Regions from separate parts of the Mus musculus genome. Here region 2 is linked to region 1. Evidence: chromatin loops called from intact Hi-C (ENCODE). Cell type or tissue: gastrocnemius. All regions are shown on one strand. Links, peaks and the distances in the headings refer to the core of each region. The heading gives the core; the rest is flanking DNA.

Evidence for each region. Peaks named below come from ENCODE experiments on the same cell type or tissue, not always from the same donor. Only the 100,000 strongest peaks of a DNase experiment are listed, where the experiment ranks them.
Region 2: it touches region 1 in a loop (8-fold over the local background); 9 of 42 quality-filtered maps call a loop at or near these places.

The regions. Positions count from the first base shown.
Region 1 is chr13:74,852,826-74,857,244 of GRCm38, forward strand. No RefSeq gene overlaps it. Among named protein-coding and RNA genes, the nearest start is that of Cast, 47 kb to the left of the region's middle. In gastrocnemius, for the core only: a CTCF peak has its summit at 1,744 (motif pointing left); a DNase peak (open chromatin) is centred at 1,715.
Region 2 is chr13:75,878,890-75,883,308 of GRCm38, forward strand. It overlaps Rhobtb3 (Rho-related BTB domain containing 3), which reads right to left. Exons shown (of 12, transcript NM_028493.2): 9 at 1-81. Among named protein-coding and RNA genes, the nearest start is that of Gm24163, 24 kb to the right of the region's middle. In gastrocnemius, for the core only: no CTCF peak of the experiment used is centred there; a DNase peak (open chromatin) is centred at 1,775; H3K27ac peaks cover 1,981 bases.

The sequences.
Region 1 (4,419 bases), core at 144-4,143:
GGAGAAGAAGAAGAAGAAGAAGAAGAAGAAGAAGAAGAAGAAGAAGAAGAAGAAGAAGAAGAAGAAGAAGAAGAAGAAGAAGAATCATCTCACAGAACAGTAGTGAGGATTAAGTATACTGATATACTCAAGTTGACCAGAAACAGAGTTCAAGCTCCATTAACACTGATGGATCCTCTGGCTTTGAGAGATGGTGATAATACAAGAGGTCAGAGATCCTACCCCTGGAAACTTCCTCTGTCTGTCTCTTTCAGAGGACTTTGTAATGTAGGCAGAACTAGGGAGGAGATCTCCTAAGACATGAGTCAATGGAAAATAACTTATAGGCTAAGAAGAACATCTTCTGGAGATACAGGTGAAGATGAAACACCTGGACACTGAGGAGTGAACCCTGACACTTGTCCTGATGGAGGGCAGTGAAATACAGTGGTACGTACCCTAATTTTCCTAAAACACATAATAGCAGGTAACCTTTAAACAATAAGACTGCTACTCATATTATGGTTCTTTATTCAGAGCTATACTCTTTTTCAGGCTCCTCAACCTCAAGGGCCTGTCTCCCTGAGTCCCAAACACTGGAGCTAGATGAACTCACCCTCAGCATTAGTAATCATGGTCTGTGCTACACTTTTCTGTTCCACTGTTTCCACACCACTGCTTTGGGAAAAACTGCTCTACACTGTGCTAGTACTCTTTCAGAGACAGCCTTGGGGTGTACACATCAGTACAAAAGACATAGTTTAGGATAAGGGCTAAATGTCGCCAAGTACACCAAAGTTCAGTGCTGGAGCCTCCTCATACACAGGCTTATGCTGGAGACTAGTCCCAAACAGCACAGGGAACTCATTAGCCATGTTACTGCTACTGGAGTGTTATCACCTTACCTGAGGATAAGAAAGAGTAAGTAGTGATGCGTTTCTTTTTATGATTAAAATCCACACTATCAAAATTACGATTAAAAGAAAAACTGAGAAGTAGGACAATGTGGTGCCGCTGGGGAAACCCATTCTGGGCTCTGGAACAAAATTATGGTCCTTTGCATCAGGATTGGTTTCCTGAATCTGGGAGCAAGGCTACTGGGGCTCTGGGGTGTATCTAATAGTCCCCTGAAAGAAGTTTCTGTGTCTCAAATTCTGGACAGGACTGCTGGGCTCTGGGGTGAGCTGATGATGGGTATCTTGAGTCTTAACTCCTAACCCTACCTCTAACCCTGAATTTGTGACTGGGTTGCTGGGCTCTGGGGAAAGTTGACAGTCCTCTCCATCAAACTTGGCTGTCTGAATCTAGGATAGGACTGCAGTTTTCTTTTCTTGAGCAGCACTCCTGACCCCACAATGAACGGCTTGTTTCCAATTCTTGTCTCCAGCCAAATGTTTCATATTGTACCTCCCTTTCATGGCTAAGCATCTAGGTTATAATCACCGTGATAAGAAAGAAAGAAAGCCATGGGAATCTCACTTTCCCCTTTCCTTTTCAAGTCTCCAGACAAGGTTTCTGGGGCAACCTTTAACTAGTTCTGTGGCAGCTGGATGCTTCTAATGAAAATTTGCTGTCAACAAAAGTGCTTTTGTGGGCAGGACTACCGGGGACAGCAAGAAAGAGTGTGGGGCCCTGAGTTCTATCCCAGGCTTAACCTAGCAAGTCAGTCATCTGCCAATAGCCAACCACAAAGCAGCATCCAAAGAGCAGCAGGAAGTCATTGGGGATAAAAATAAAGAACTTCTGCTGCCACCTGGTGGAATTTCCCCGATCAATCTGCTGCTGCTCCTGCTCGGGCTGCTGCTACTCTTTCACCTCCTTGTGCTTCTTCCTCTTCCTCCTTCTAACCCCTCCTTCTTTCTCCTCTACACTTAAAAAATTGTTTCTAATTTTTTGAGATGATAGAATAATGGCATCATTTCTCTTGCTTTTCTTTCTTCCACCTCCCCATCCTTGTTCTCTTTGAAATTTATGGTCTCTTTTGCTTAACTGTTGTTGAGGTGTGTGCATGGGTGGTGTGTGTGTGTGTGTGTGTGTGTGTGTGTGTGTGTGTTCCTAAATACAAAATAACAGTCTACTGAGTCTCAGTCCATATAGGGTTACTTGTATGTATACCTTCAGTGTTGATCATTAGGATTTGGAGAACCAATAGTTAAGCTCTGTAGTTCTTTGTTTGGGGGTGAGAGGCCTGAAGTTTCTCCTTATACATTAGCATGTTTACTGTTGTTTTTTGTCTTTTTTTAAAAAAGATTTTTAATTTATTAATTATATGTAACTATACTGTTGCTGTCTTCAGATTCTCCAGAAGAGGGTGTCAGATCTCATTAAAGATGGTTGTAAGCCACCATGTGGTTGCTGAGAATTGAACTCAGGACCTCTGGAAGAGCAGTCAGTGTTCTTAACCTCTGAGCCATCTCTCCAGACCCTGTTGTTTTCTTCTTTGATGAAGATTATTTCTCCCATTCCCTAGTTGCCTGTAGTTCTTTGTTTGGGGCTGAGAAACCTCAGGCTTCTCCTTATACATTCCCATGTCTACTGTTGTTTTCATCATGTTTAGGTCATGTGTAGGCAGCCATTTTGGTGGGACACCGTTAGTGTACCTTCTCTGCTTATTAGAATGGTTCTTGAAGTGAGTTCATAGACCCTGCCACATCTGTTTTACTTCACTTCCCACCAGTGACTATTAGTAATTTTGTACCTTTGTCTCATTAATTATCAAATAATCAGCCGGTAGGGTTGTGATTTATATATAACATCTAAATAAGAAAGCACACTATTAAATAATGAAAAGTGGATAGTATCAAATCTAATAAAAAGTATGAAATTACGTAAAAAAGTTTAGAAATTGCTAGAGACATATTTCAGAATCTCCAAATGCCTTCAAACACCACCCCAGACCTATGAGATTAAGTTGTACATTTTAATAGAGTTCCTTGAGTTTATATAGAGACATAAAATTTGGGAAAAAGTGTTTTTAGTGTTTTTTTATCAGAGAGAGAAACGCTATTACTGCCATTTATTTGTACTTTAGTCGGTTTCACTGAAAAATGTTGCCATTAAAGAAAACCACCAAAAACAAAGTATAAACTGGACTGTAAGAGCACTGGATTTTCAAACCACTCACTTTGTGTCTCATAGTTCTCAGAAGCCTCTGATGACAGAAAAGTAACTCACATTACACAAACCTGCCTCCCATCCCAGTTTTGAGGTTTGAACAAAGAGCCTACACTGGGCTACATCCTGAGACCTTCTGAACCTTGGTTTAATTATAATATAGACACAATAATAGGCTATGGCTAACTCATAAGACTGAAAGGATTTCAAGATAAAATGTAGAAAGCATAGTGATAAATATGCAAGGTGCCTGGCAATAGGTCAAGCCATTATGAAGATGCAATTATGAAGAAAGTACAAAATTTCATTGAAAGCCATTTGAGAACACCTAAACAAAGGGAGAGATAAAATCATGTCCAAGGATAAGAAAAAAATCAATATTGCAAAGCTATTATTCATCTTCAAATTAATTTCTCTAGTGCAGTTCAAATTAAAACCTCAGTTGAGTTTTTTGACCCTGACAAGCTTATTTTTAATATTTGAATGAAGGAAAGAGCTGAGACTAGCTTATACAATTATGAAAGAGAAGAACAAGATGGGGTATGTCACTCACCAGGGATCAAGATGAACTATAAAATTGTATTAGGTAAGGCAGTGTTGTATTGTACAGGGTAGAAACTGACTAGTAAACAGAATAGAGTACAGAAGAATGCCTTGAGAAGGTGATGTATGATAGTAATGGCATTATAAATACACAGAATAATGCTTGGGATAATTGTGACAAGATCCTACAATGACTGGCTACCCACAGTAAAATAACCACAGATACAATGTATAGGTTTCGTATCCCAATTTAAGGAAGATCATAATAAAACCAGGCACATCTACATTTTAGTGGTGCAGCCATTATGAAGTTGTTGTGCTCTTGGGAATAACTCCTTATGCTTGCTCATGCCAGGAGCTCTAATTAAACTCAGTTGTTCACAAAAATAAAAGAAAACAAACAAAATCATTCAAGTTAGAGGGGAGCTTATTGGGAAGAGTCTGTTCAGCCAGATGGGGTTAGGGATGAGAGAGAGAGCAATAGAAGTTGAAAATGACCAGAATGTATTAAATACATTTATAAAATCATCAAAGAAGAAAAATGTTTCTAGAATCATATAAGGAACTGCTACTTTGTGAGTGTCTGTGTAACTCCTACTCCAGTTCATTTTTATTTTTACTTTTGTTATAGTTTATTTTTAATGTGCTACAAAGGGCTCTACAAGATTGGTCCCAAAAATGATATAAGGAACTTTATATTGAATATTTTTTTAGGTAATTCTGAATTTCTCCTGTTGCAGCTCTATGTGGGTCTTACAAAAGCTTTTTGAAAGCACAGCTGTA
Region 2 (4,419 bases), core at 168-4,167, 1.0 Mb after region 1:
CCATATAATTACCATTAAACATGGCAGCCATCACTTCACATCGTGCCACCAAGATGGCCCTGTGGGCTGGCACAGTTGCTCCTGAAAGGCGAGAGAGGTAAACAAATCAAGAACTGTAATACTGTAGAGTTCCAAGCGTGTTCAAACTGGAGGGCCACTGTCCATGACAGGCCAGGCTGCTGCGTAGAAGCCTCACAGGGGATATAACTGGCATTGCTCCAGAGGCTTCTTAAACAGCATAGAAACAGAGTTTTAAACTTGTCTTAGAGCCCAACAATCTGCAAACCAGACAAACAGTTGTTAGTTTAGATTTCCTTAAGACCAAAGAATTGGAATGACAGATTTTGCCTTGTGTTTTTAGAACAGCATCTATCCATCATGATTGACTTGAAATACTGCTACCTCTGACCATGTTCCACCCAGGAAAACATCTCAACCATTACCTTGTGGTCAACCTCACACAGAACTGTCTTGGAAAGGATTTCCTACACCAGGAAAGGAAAACTGCAAAGCAAAGGAAATAGCCCACCTCACAGAAGGAATGGCCAAGAGGCTGTCCCGAGCCAAGCCAAGGAGCACAGTCTTGACCTTGGGGACATTGCAGAGCTGATGAGCATGGCCATGCCATCTTCCCACTGCTGCAACACAAGCAGAGCCTTTTCTGTGAAATGAGAAGCCCCTGAGCTGGACACTGACTCTCTAGGGAAACTGCTGAGTTTTCCAGATATGGTTTCACTTCACAAAGACAGCACCAGATGGGATGACATGGAACTCATGAGGTTCCTGTTGTTGTAATGTCTACCATGAATCCACATAACAGCCTTCAGTTCCACAGATCATCACGGAACATCCACCATCATTGTGTCAGAAATGGTGAGAAACCAAATCTTTTAAGTCCAGACTCCATTTTAGAGAACTTGAACTCAGGTAAACTAACAGGCCAGTACCTAGCATTCACTTCCAAGTTATACTTCCCCCCACCCCCTGCAACAAAACCCGAGCCTAGCTCCAAAGTCTAGGCTAACCACAACAAATCCAGCATTTCCAAGTTAATTGCCAACAAGTCCACACCCAGCCTCATGATCACCAATGCTGAGGGAAGCAGAAATTATGGTTTGACTCCCAGCATCAGCCAATTATGCTAAAGGCCATAATAGCTCTCCAATATTAGCTTGCCGGGCTAGAAACACTTACCTCCCCCCCCCCGCCACACACACACACCTGTTACTTTCTATAAAGCCTTACCCTGATAGATATTTGGGGCTCCTCTCCATCAAAACCCTGTGTGTCAGTGCTGGGCTGAGGGACCCGAGCTAGCTCGAATAAAGACTGTTTTGATTTGCATCATATTGGCTCCCGTCTATTTTGGGGGGTTCACTAATACTTCCCTGGCACTACAAATGGCAGATACCAAGATGAGGAAGGCAGAGTGGGGACTCAAGTTATGGAGGATCCCAGGACCAATGGGAACCACAAAGCTGCCCCTTCCAGAAAACCGCAATGAGCCAAACCACAATATTCTGCCCAATAATTTACTCATGTATCGTCTGATTTCATAACATTTATCGTACGTATATATTCTCTTTTAAAATATTCACAATTTATTGATTCTTCAACCTCTCTAAATCCAAGCAAAATAAAAGAGGCCCATCTAAACTCAGAGATATTTTCCCAAGCCAATATTTCCTCAGGATCATTAATCAGCTCACCCTGCCAGCTGAACCCACAGGTTGTCACTATGATTTGCATAGCCAACAGGGAGGAGACAGCTTAAGAGCATCCTGCTCCCACCAGCAAACACCATCTGTCCACTGCATCTTCCTTTCGTCACCCCAAACCTCCCAGCTTGTGTGTAGCAGTATCATTTACCAGAAGGGCCAGCTTCCATAATTAAAGCATGCTGGGTATATCTGTAGAGACCAATTAACAAGGAATTCAAATTGGCAACGCAATTTGACTTACAATTTTAGGTTTTAAACTATTTCAAGATAAATAGAACATCATTTGAAAACTAGGAGCATAGCTTAAACAAACTGGATGGTCTACCATTTGAATTAAGCAGATGAATTAAGACTGACTAAAAATATCAAGTGGACATTAGACAGGGTGGATTTCATAAGCAGGGCTTGAAATTTTAACAGAGCTTTCTGTTGATAATGCCACAAGATAATGTTGAAAATGTAACATCAGCTTGAGTGCCTTTGAGTATAGTGTGTGTGTGTGTGTGCACGCGCGCACACGCGTGCATCAGTGTATGCACACATGTGTGTGCCAGAGGTTGACATCAGGATTCAACTTCTTTCCTATTTATTTATTATTATTTTGAAACGAGCTCTCCCACTGAACCTGGAACTCTGTTTTGGCTAGACTGCCTAAACAGCAAGCCTCTAGAATCTAGCTGTCTTTACTCTTAAGCACTGGGATTACAAGCATGGTGTAGATGTGGTGTGTAAAGATATGCCTGGTTGATTTTAGATCCATTTAAAGATTAGAATTTACTTTTGAAAACTATTATACTTTCAGCAAAGGGAAAAAGAAATTCTATTTCACAACCCTTTAACTATTTTGGTGTTTTAAAACTTACGTTATAAAAATGTATATAATACCTAACTATGGTTACCTGTTTTTTGTTGTTTTTCAGTGTGTGATATGTGTGTGCACCTGTGGAGGCCAGCAGACTGCTTCAGATCCCCCAAGAGAAGGTTATAGGTAGTCATCACAGGTTCTGGGGATCAAATCAACGTCCTCTTGAGGAACAGCTATTGACACTGAGTCATCTCTCCAGCCCACAGTTACCTGTTTTAAGCAGTATATTTATGCAAACACTAACAGACTATAATTCAGTGTTTATATAATAGCTGGCAACTGATTGCAAATGATAATGCAAGGGTATAGAAGATATAACTTTTTTTTTTTTTTTTTTTTTTTTTGGTTTTTCGAGACAGGGTTTCTCTGTGTGTAGCCCTGGCTGTCCTGGCACTCACTTTGTAGACCAAGCTGGCCTCGAACTCAGAAATCCGCCTGCCTCTGCCTCCCGAGTGCTGGGATTAAAGGCGTGCGCCACCACACCCGGCTTGAAGATATAACTTTTGTTAAAAGATGAATCTGGTCTTTGAACATGCCAATGCTGAGTATGTTTTCCTGTCATGCCCATTCCATGTTATAATTTCAGAGAACTTTTCTAAGAAAAAGAACAAGCTTGAAATGATTACAAAGCCAGTCGCTCTTCACTCTACATAGGCCATCAAAGATACTTTTGATTGTGTATTGAAATAAAATGTACCTGCTGCACCTTTTAATATATCAAATGTCAACAGTAAAACGTTGGAATGCTGCTTGGGAAAAAATGGACACTTGTTCACCTCAAGAGAAACTAAAGCATGGACTATGTTAAGTAAGTAGGAAAGGAATGAGGTTTCATTAAACAGTGTTTCCTGTAACATGCAGTCAAATGCGAGAAGCCCTATCTATGTCGCCTCTGCATACTTTCCAAGATGATTTTTTTGAACAAGTTGATCTTTATACATGACTTCCTACTACACTGATAATACTCCATGTCATGGTTTAATATCCCATGTTCATTCCAGCTCATAGTAGCTACTCGACTTTAGCCTGGGTTCAGTTTCAAATGCCACTGCAAGGGGAAAGGAATGGAGTTCACACTTGAGTCTCTGCTAGTCCCTGTGCGCATTATTGCAACCCATGTAGCCACTCCTCAAGTGGAAATCCGAGTCCCTATTTATAGGGGAGAAGATTACAGTGTTTCACATTTTGAATAGACAATGTCTGTTAAAACTTTAAGGTCTGTCACTCAGCAAACTCTATCTGCATCTTCTCTCCTGGTAGTTCTGGTCAACAATAAAGGGCCAGACACAGAAAGAAACACAACCGAGTCTATATAAACATCCATCTCAGCACAAATCCCAGCTAGATCCTTTCAGTCTGTCACTATCTCCTCGGCCAAGGGTAGCAATGCATCAGCCCTGGACCCAGATGTTCCACTGTTCCTCACTGAGGATCAGAAAACTTCAAAAGGCTGTGTGACTTCCACAATCACAACTGGAGTGAAGAAGCCAAAGATGTACTGCTACTATTGCATGGGGAAATATGCTTAAATACTAATTTCATTATTACATTATCATTCTCATATTACTTCCTAAAGCTGTGTTAAAGATACTAAAGTAACATCTGGATATCAATCAGCTCATAAACACGACTTTTTCAGAATATTCTTTGAATTGTAAGTATTTTAGGTAAAATATACAGTGAAAAAGTTGAGTGTTTGGCTAAGATTTCACTACAACGTATAAAAGGTTTTGTAATTAAGGTTTACGGAGAGTTATTATTAGCCATTCAAGTAAAAAGACCAAATACATGTAACCCTGTGAGTAAGTATCATGTATAGTTTTAATAAACTTT